Regions from separate parts of the Homo sapiens genome. Here region 2 is linked to region 1. Evidence: chromatin contacts called from ENCODE Hi-C or POLR2A ChIA-PET data. All regions are on one chromosome and are shown on one strand. The core of a region is the stretch at or near the end of the contact, and the rest is flanking DNA. Distances in the headings are between cores, read along the strand shown.

The links. Hi-C counts contacts between places; a loop is a spot of excess contacts on that map. ChIA-PET counts read pairs that join two places held with the same protein, here RNA polymerase II (POLR2A). Pooled maps may share reads with other maps.
Region 2: a loop to region 1 is called in a pooled map, with 3 times the contacts of the local background. The contact joins the promoter of IL33 here to the enhancer-like site in region 1. A Hi-C loop is called at or near these places in 2 of 168 maps with a recorded cell type or tissue (ascending aorta and sigmoid colon) and 4 of 50 pooled maps. POLR2A ChIA-PET finds 5 or more read pairs at or near these places in 1 of 52 experiments (A673).

What each region holds. Positions count from the first base shown.
Region 1 is chr9:6,680,409-6,685,658 of GRCh38, forward strand. No RefSeq gene overlaps it. Among named protein-coding and RNA genes, the nearest start is that of LINC02851, 21 kb to the right of the region's middle. RefSeq lists enhancers at 511-890, 797-1,545, 1,011-1,300, 1,371-1,490, 3,059-3,318. Within about 2 kb of position 1,268, at least 41 of the 41 ENCODE cell types and tissues checked have a DNase peak (open chromatin) inside an H3K27ac peak, as active enhancers do; they include A673, ascending aorta and sigmoid colon, where a contact is called at or near this core.
Region 2 is chr9:6,214,502-6,219,386 of GRCh38, forward strand. IL33 (interleukin 33) reads left to right here and starts at 1,306. Exons shown (of 8, transcript NM_033439.4): 1 at 1,306-1,351.

The DNA.
Region 1 (5,250 bases), core at 18-2,517:
CACATAACTTGGCTATGGTATTATTCCTTTCACATAATACTAGATTTTGCTAATATTTTGCTTACAGAGTTTCCCGTCTAGACTCATGAGCAAAACTTGCATACACTTTTCCTTCCATTCGCTGTTCTCGTCAGGTTTTCCTATCAGGGTTATGCTAGGCCATTAAAAAGTTTAAAAGTGTTACCCGCTTTCATCTTCCTTCCCCCTTTTATTCTGGAACTATTAAAGACTGGAATTATGTTTTCCTCTTATATATCGTTCAATTTGCCAGGGAAGCCATGGTGGCTTGCAGTCTTCTTTGTTGGAAGACTTTGGACTACTCTTTCAATTTGTTACTAAACTATGTAGGTTTCCCATTTCCCTAAACATGGAAACAGAAGACCTCCTAGGACGTCTCCATTGCGGGAGGGAGACTGCAGAGGTCTCCGGCCACAGGACTGAGGAAAACCGCAAAAAGACGCGGTCACTACTAGGCGGAGTTAAACTATGGAGCCGGTACCCCCAATACCCTGCCCGGCAAGGCCGCCTCGTGACGTCCCCGTCTGACAGAGTCCCTCCCCATAGGGCCGCGACAGAACCACCGCACGATGGGACACGCGAGGGTAAGCTCAGGTCTCAGCGCATCGTGTGGGCGTCGGGACAGCGTCCTGGGCACCTGTTCCTTCCACCTGCTCAAATCTCTTTCCCTTCTATGAAGAAGGGGGCTCCGGGCCCCATCCCCAGGGAGCAAGAAGACGCAGAGGACCGCGCCGGTTCAGGTGCCGCTGGAGAAATGGAATCTGACGGAGAAACTGATCTGGGGCGGCAGCCCGCTAGGTTCGCCTGACTCACTAAATGCTACTACAGTGCCCCACACGGACTGCCACGAGCGGGTCACGTGACTGGACTCTGGATCGGCTGTGCTGTGATGGCCGCGTAGCGCGCTGCTGTGCGCGCGAGACTATAAGCCTCTGGGCCGCCGGTGCCTCCGCGCGGTCACCGCCTCCACCCGCCTGGCCGCTTCCCTCGGCGCATGCGTAGCACACCGACTCCAGGATTGTTTCCCAAATCCCACTTCCGCCACTTCCTCCTCCCGAGACCAGCCAAGCGCGCCTGGCTGTCTGCCCTTCTTGGGCTCTTGGGGAGAACGTGGTCCGGGAACTGGCAGTCACGGGGAGGCAGCACAAGAGGTTTTCGCCCTCATGTGCTGGTGCAACTATCGCGACCATCACCCTGAGAACTGGAGGAAGGGTGCCGCAGGCAAAGAGTGGCGCGCCTGCAGATTCGGTTCCGCGCTTGGGGCTCTCGCGAGACCCGGCGCTGGAGTGTGGACCGCGCGTGCCGGTGACGCGTGGTGCAGACACGTCGCCGGTGCCTCTCTCCCTAGGCCTTCCTGGGGGTGAGCTTCCGTCCCAGACGTCTTCGGTCCTACACTGCTTCCATTTCTTTTTTTTTTTTTTCCTTCTTTTTTTCTTTGAGACAGGGGCTCATTCTATCACCCAGGCTGGAGTGCAGCGGCGCGATCTCGGCCCACCGTAAGCTCCGCCTCCCGGGCTCAAGCGATCCTCCCACTTCAGCCTCCTGAGTAGCTGGGACTCCAGGTGAGCGCCCTGCTAATTTTATATTTTTGGTAGAGACGGGGTTTCGCCATGTTGCCCAGGCTGGTCTCAACTCCTGGTCTCAAGTGATCCGCCTGCCTTGGCCTTCCAAAGTGCTGGGCTTACAGGCGGGAGCCACTGCACCCAGCCCTACGCCCCATCTTTCTGGGTTTCTGCCTGGTATTGTTACATCTCCAACAGGCTTAACTCAAAGCTGACTTTCCGCCTGTGCTGTATCTGCCCCATGGTCCTTTAGAGTATATAAAATATAAATGGCACTTTGGGAGGCCGAGGCAGGAGGATTGCTTGAGCTCAGGAGTTACTGACCAGCCTGGGCAACATAGTGAGACCCCCGTCTCATTAAAAAATAATAATGCAGGCAGGGCGCAGTGGCTCATGCCTGTAAACCGAGCACTTTCGGAGGCCAAGGTGGGCGGATCGCCTGAGATTGGGAGTTCGAGACCAGCCTGACCAACATGGAGAAACCCCATCTCTACTAAAAATACAAAATTAGTTGGGCGTGGTGGTGCGTGCCTGTAATCCCAGCTATTCAGGAGGCTGAGGCAGGAGAATCGCTTGAACCCGGGAGACGGAGCTTACAGTGAGTCGAGATGAGCCACTGCACTCCAGCCTGGGCAACAAGAGCGAAACTCCATCTCAAATAATAATAATAATACAAATAAATAAATGTACACACACAAATAAATGGACTTGATAGCGATTTTTTTAGGTTTTCAGCTGCCCAATTCAAGAAATGTATTTCTTCTTGTCCCTGATTTCCGTCACTGTCCCAAGGCAGTGGGATTAAAGCACCACTACCGTTTTTAGATCCTTGTGTTTGGCATTCCATGTCCTCCTCTCAAGACGTTTGACGTAACTTTCTCCATCTGCTCTGTTGAAACATATGCTTCAAAATCTTTTTTTTTTTTTTTTTGAGACGGAGTCTCGCTCTGTTGCCCAGGCTGGAGTGCAGTGGCGCGATCTCGGCTCACTGCAAGCTCCGCCTCCCGGGTTCAAGTGATTCTCCTGCCTCAGCCTCCCAAGTAGCTAGGACTACAGGCGCCCGCCACCAAGCCCGGCTAATTTTTTGTATTTTTAGTAGAGACGGGGTTTCACCGTGTTAGCCAGGATGGTCTCGATCTCCTGACCTCGTGATCCACCTGCCTCGGCCTCCCAAATTGTTGGGATTACAGGCGTGAGCCACTGCACCCAGCCTACCAGCCTAGACCTAGTTTTAGTTCCTTTTTTTGCTTCACTCCATTGTAGCTTAGGAAGCTAGTTTCAATTCCGGATTCTACCGTCTATCTGTATGACTGGGCCTTTGGTCAGTCTTTCTAAAATGAAGATTGCTCATTTTACAAATGAGTAAAAACTACCTGACATGTAGTGCAGGCTTTGTAAAGCACTCATCATGCTGCTTGTCATACTGTAAGCACTGATATGGCATAGGAAACCCAACCCCCAAACATAGCACCTTGGAAGTTGAGAAAACAGCATATACTGGAAGGCCACTGTCACATCTCCCTCACCCGTCTCTGAAGCAGGCCATAAAGCCTAGGAAGGTCATCCTCTTATCTCTCTTGAAAACCCTCATGTGGCAGGTGTCCTGCCCTATATCAGGGTGGAAGGAATGTCACACAGGGACACCAAGAATAATCTGAACAAACAGGTCTTGCTAATCTCATGCCCCCAATTTATTACCGTGAGATCATACCCGCTTTGTTCAATCATACTTCTGCACAACTATCCACTTTCTCAAACCTATGCATAAAAGTACACAGACTTTTCTTTGGGTCATTTCCTTAGGAAGACTCCCCATCATGTAAAACTTATATTACACAAATTTGTATGCTTTTCTCTTGTTAATCTGTATTTTGTTATAGGAGTCTCAGCCATGAACCTTACCATGGTTAAGGAAAACTTGCTTTTTCTTCTCTACACACTCAAATAAATTAGTTTGCCTCCTTTTCCATGCTTACCCAATATAAAATAGTAAAATGCCTCTTTTTTTTTTTTTTTTTTTTTTTTTCTGAGAGGGAGTCTCGCTCTGTTGCCCAGGCTGGAGTGCAGTGGCGCGATCTCGGCTCACTGCAACCTCCGCCTCCCAGGTTCAAGCAATTCTCCAGCCTCAGCCTCCTGAGTAGCTCGGATTATAGGTGCCTGCCACCACGCGTGGCTAATTTTTGTATTTTTAGTAGAGAAAGGGTTTCGCCATAATGGTCAGGCTGGTCTCGAATTCCTGACCTGAGGTGATCCACCCATCTTGACCTCCCAAAGTGCTGGGATTGCAAGCGTGAGCCACTGCGCCCGGCCTAAAATGCCTCTTAGTAAGACTTAATTTCTGTCCAGGCATGGTGGTTCATGCCTGTAACCCCAACACTTTGGGAGGCCGAGGCGGGTGGATCACCTGAGGTCAGGAGTTCGAGACCAGCCTGGCCAACATGGTGAAACCCCATCTCTAATAAAAATACAAAAAGCATTAGCCGGGCATGGTGGCGGTGCCTGTAATCCCAGCTACTCGGGTGGCTGAGGCATGAGAATCACTTGAATCCGGGAGGTGGAGGTTGCAGTGAGCTGAGATGGCGCCACTGCACTCAAGCCTGGGTGACACAGCAAAAATCTGCCTCAAAAAAACAAAATAAAAAATGAGAAAAAATACTTAATTTGTGCTGTGCCACCAAAAAATGTGCATGCTAGAAACTGTACTTTACACTATGACATTTTATGTAACTGTCTTATTTCCCCCATGAGACTGCAGTGGTCTCAAGGGTAGAGGATTGACCTTGTCCATATGTGTTTTCTAGGCTTCCATCATTTGCCACAGACTGAGACATGTACTAAGTTGTACGCCGTAAATACTTCATAAATAGTTACTGAAGGCATAAATAGGCAGAGAGTAGAGTTTGTTTGTTTGTTTGTTTGCTTACAAAAAAAGGGAAAAGAAAGCAAATGCTGAAAAAACTTGCTGTTAAACCATGCACGCACGACATGAGGTCTTTGTAATTGGTTCAGGAAGATTTCCTTCTCCCCATGCTCCACCCTCTTCATTACAAAGATGAAATTATTTTTATGTTTAATATTTATTTATTTATTGAGACGGAGTTTTGCTCTTGTTGCCCAGTCTGGAGTGCAATGGCATGATCTCAGTTCACTGCAACCTCCATCTCCTGGGTTCAAGCGATTCTCCTGCCTTAGCCTCCCAAGTAGCTAGGATTATAGGCATGCGCCACCATGCTCAGATAATTTTGTATTTTTAGTAGAGATGGGGTTTAGCCATGTTGGTCAGGCTGGTCTCGAACTCCTGACCTCAGGTGATCCGCCCGCCTTTGCCTTCCCAAAGTGTTGGGGTTATAGGTGTGAGCCACTGCATCTAGCCTTTTTTTTTTCTTTTTTTCTTTTGAGACAGAGTCTCACTCTGTTGCCCAGGCTGGAGTGCAGTGTCATGTGATCTTCGCTCACTGCAACCTCCTCCTCCCAGGTTCAAGTAGTTCTTCTGTCTCAGCCTCCTGAGTAGCTGGGACTACAGGCACCCGCCACCACACTCAGCTAATTTTTTGTATTTTTAGTAAAGACAGGGTTTCACCATATCGGTCAGGCTGGTCTTGAACTCCTGACCTCAGGTGATCCACCCGCCTCAGCCTCCCAAAGTGCTGGGATTATAGGCTTGAGCCAC
Region 2 (4,885 bases), core at 56-2,555, 470 kb before region 1:
ATTCCCAGAGTAGAGTATGCTAATATTCCCTTGGCTGTTACTTGTCACCCCTCCCTCCTATTTATTGCACACAGCTCAATTCCTGATTCATTCTTGTCATGTTGGCATCCTGTCCGCTTGCTTCACTGCTTTATCCAAAGGGCAGACATAGCCATCTTTCTTCATTACTCACAAATGCAACACTATGGCTTGTAGCAGATGATTGCTCAGGTTTGGGGATGATTAAAGGGGATTACTGCACAGAAAATGAAACAACTTTAAACAAGATAACAGAGTTCCTTAGTTGTTTTTTCCAAAGGGGACTCCATCATAGTCACATTTTCCCAAGCCTGGTCAGCCATCTGTTGCTGTCTCATTTTCTCTTTCCCCTGGATTCCAGAACCCTAACATTCTATCCTTCAACATGCCATGAGAAAAACTAAAAAATTCCTATTTCATTTTACAGTAAACTTTTTTCTGCTGCCCCTTTGTTTCAAGGTCACCCTTCTAATCTTGTAGATTGAATGGATGTAGAGGCTTGCTAGGGTAACAGTCCATCACAATATCCTTCTAAGTACAGCAGCAGTCTTCCTTCCAATGTGTGATCTTAGGATGTGGAATCAGTCCAAGTCTTAAAAGAGCATTACTTCATCCCTTTATTTTCTGCTACAGATGCCAAACGAGATGGAGAGAGGGTGAGTAGGAGCAAAATTTCTCATGAGGTAAGAAGAACAACTTCTCATGGGATCTATAGTACAGGATTTGCTTTTGTGATAAAGTATTATCTTCTGCGAGATTTTTGAGATGAATAGAAAGAAAAGATGAACAGTGGGGAGCAGGAAAGCCCGTCAGATATGTTGGAATACAGAGTATTTCAGAGCTTTTATTTGCAGACGAGCTGCTTATTACTGATAGGCCAAAGGGGGTCGCAAATTTCTATTATAAAGGAATTTGGAAGAATACACTGATCTCTTAATGAAGTTTGTAAATTAAGAAGCCAACGGCCAAAAGTGAATATATAAATGGCAACAGAATTTCAAAATGGACAGTGCTGAAGTTGAAGTTTAGGAGTTCAACTCCAAAGAGAGCCAAAACATAAAGTTTAGGGGCAGAAGAAGAATCATAATTGCTGGTTTAAAATATTCAGATGGAGGGAGGACGCAGAAAGTAGTGAGCCTTAGATGTTGACAGAATTGTAACTCTGTTGGCTCTTTACATGAGATTTCAAGCCTGCTAAAATCTCACCCGCCCAGATCTCCCTTCTAAGGCAATTTGGGTCTCTGCCAAACTTTGGCTAATAAAAAGAGTCTACAGACTCCTCCGAACACAGAGCTGCAGCTCTTCAGGGAAGAAATCAAAACAAGATCACAAGGTAAGACTGAATATTCTGGGAGATTTTTAGTCAGATTTTGCAAAGTTAAACCTTGGGAACCATGGAGAACTGTGTTTTTTTTTTTTTCCTGAAAAATAAATGATAAGGCCAATTTGTTATTATTGCTAATAGCAGTAAAAGTCAATGACAATAGCTGTTACTAACTTATAATTCCATTTGCTTTCCTTTGGGTGATTTGTAAAATTAATAAATTGCTGAAAGAGATTGTAATAGTTTTTATAGTAAATTCTGCCCCCTCCATGAAACTTTATTTTATTTTATTTTATGTTTTTTAAGAGATGGGATCTTGCTCTGTAGCGCAGGCTGGAGCACAGTGGCGTGATCCTAGCTCACTGCAGCCTCCAATTCCTGGGCTCAAGCAATCATCCCATCTCAGCTTCCCAAGCAGCTGGAACTACAGGCACACGCCACTATGCCTGGGTAATTTTTTTAGTTTATGTAGAGATAGGGTCTTTGCTTTGTTGCCAGGCTGGAAACTTTATAAAGCAAGTTGATAATTCTACTTCTAACTCCTAATGCTTACTCAAGACAAACATGCTTGCAATTGTTTACAAGTGGTTTTCAGTAAAAGGGGGACATCACTAAGTGTGGTGGTTCAAGCCTGTAATCCCAACACTTTGGGAGGCCGAGGTGGGTGAATCGCCTGAGGTCAGGAGTTTGCAGCCAGCCTGGCCAAGAGGATGAAACCCTGTCTCTACTAAAAATACAAAAACAAACAAACAAAACTAGCTGGGTGTGGTGGTGGGCACCTGTAATCCCAGCTACTCGGGAGGCTAAGGCAGGAGAATCGCTTGAACCCAGGAGGTGGAGGTTGCAGTGAGGCAAGATCATGCCATTACACTCCAGCCTGGGTAACAAGAGCTAAATGTCATCTCCAAAAAAAATGATGGAAACTTTGAATAAAAAATAGCTTCACAAAGAGGATTAGAGATGCACTAAATGAAGTAGTTTGGAATTGTTCTTTAGTTCTTTTTTCTTAATGGGACCTGACCCTGGACTTTAATCTCTGATCTGCACAGACAAAACCAATTCACTGAAACCATGGCATGGCAGTGAAGAGTTTAATTGACACAGGGCCAGCCAGCCATGCCACAGAGGATTCAAAGTTATTATTCAAATCTCCCCAAAAATTTGGAGGCTAGGGTTTTTCAAGGTTAGTTTGATGGGCAAAGGGCTTAGGGGAATAGGTGCTGCTGATTGGTTGGGAATAAAATCACAGGCATGTGAAAAATGGTCCTCGTGTATGCACTGAGTCTATTTCTGGGTGGGAGCCACAGAGTAGTCACTGGTCATCAGAAATGCAAAAGCCTGAACAGACATCTCTGAAGGTCAATCTTAGCTTATACAATAGTGATGTTATTTACAGTAGTCACTGGGGAAGTTGCAAATCTTGTGACCTCCAGAATCATGGCTAGTAATCATTTTACTATGCCTACATCTTAGCAGAATTCAGGACCCTCTCAAACTCCTAACTTGGTGGTCTTTCATTATTTTTACCAAGGTGGTTTACTTTTGGTGAAGGGTTATTATCATTTAAACCATACCCTAAATTTCTCCCAAAGTTAGCTTGGCCCAAGCCCAGGAATGACCAAAGGCAATATGGAAGTTAAAAGCATGATGGGGGTTGGTTATGTCAGATCTCCTTCACTGTCATAATTTTCTCACTGTTATTTCTCACTGTCAGTTTCAAATACAAGAATTGAGAGGTACCACCCCCTCAAAAATAAACTTTTGTGGAAAAACAAGGAATTGATACCCTAAGTGGAGAAATTCAAAAGCTCATCAGTTTTGCTACTATTCTTCATTTACAGACTTTCCTTTGAAGATTGTTTTCTTTTCTTTATTCCTTGCTTTCTGCCTCCTCACAATTTTCTCTGCCTTTTCTTTCCACACATGAATATATGCCTCCAGACTATTTTAATTAAGAAAATAGCACAAATCCAAAAGTATGTCCTGTGGCTGCATACAAGTCAGAGACTTGAGAGTGAAGTGTCTAGGGCAAAGACCCGTATTTCCTCCTCTGCACTGTGCTTCTCCCGCTGAAGCATCCTTCTGTGCCACACTGGGGTCCTATACTGTTTCCAACAGTCTTACTTATTGCTTCTCAAATTTGTCTTTTGAATACTTAATGCTCCTCTTTTGATTTCCACCCAGAAAATGTACCTCTCTGAGTTCAGAAAACTTCAGAATCCTCTATTTCCCAAAGTTTAGGGTGATTGAACTGAATCACACAGCTCGGTATTGTCTGAAACAGTTAAGAACTTCTAGCACAAGCATCGCACTTTCCTCAGCTCATATTTCACATTTTCTCCATTCTTCTCTGAAAGGATCCTGGACCTTCTACCAATCTTTGATTGGTTACTTCATAATTGATTTCTTAAGTAACCTAGATGTTTATCTCTTTCACATCATTGTTTAGCTTACAGTATCTACAGCCAGAAAGCACCTCTTTCCCTTTCCCATTTATAGAGAGAAAAGAATCCTGAGGCAAACTTTCACTTAGGGATTGAAATAGCCAGAACTGAAAACAATGGAAGAGATTGAGAAACAGGAAATGTCACTCTTGGCCAGGGTTTCCCAGTGATTAAGGAAATAGAGCTTACAACTAACTTCGGGGAAATAGGCATGAAATTCAATTGTGAAAAGTTAAGCTCCATCAGGGAATTAAATCATTACAGGGAAATACTGAAGAAGGGTCAGCATTGAGATAATATATATATGCATATATATATATACACATATATATTCTCCCTATATATATATTTTTTCTCCCTATACATATGTCCCCATATATATATCCCCATATATATATGTTCTCCATATATATATATGTTCTCCATATATATATATGTTCTCCATATATATATATGTTCTCCATATATATATATGTTCTCCATATATATATATGTTCTCCATATATATATATGTTCTCCATATATATATATGTTCTCCATATATATATGTTCTCCATATATATATATGTTCTCCATATATATATATGTTCTCCATATATATATATGTTCTCCATATATATATATATATATATATATATATATATATATATATATATGTCTACATCAGAAAATTTATATGTCAGTAAATCTGATACCATAAGGGTTTTTCTGGAGATGTCAGTCAGACTGTGCCAAAATCAATGTATCTTTCATTCAAGTTGAAATTTTGGCAAACATGGTGGAAATCAAGAGGTTCATTGGAATTCACCTTCTTTGTATCTCAGTTTGTAGCAGGAACATTTAGAAACATTAAGACCAAATATAAACTCCTGAAACAGCAGAAAGAAAGGGACCTTAATTCTATCAACAACAAAATGATTGGGTTGGGTTCAAGAACTTCAGGAAATCATGGTAGAACGTCTAATCTCTTCGGTTTCCTGTAGATTCTCTGGTGCTGATGTCTGCAAGCAAAAGTAACTTTTAAGGGGACACAACCTTAGTGGGCCTCAAAAAGTTCAGGCAAAGTTCAGTATGCAGGGAGTGGTAAGGGGGAGTGAGG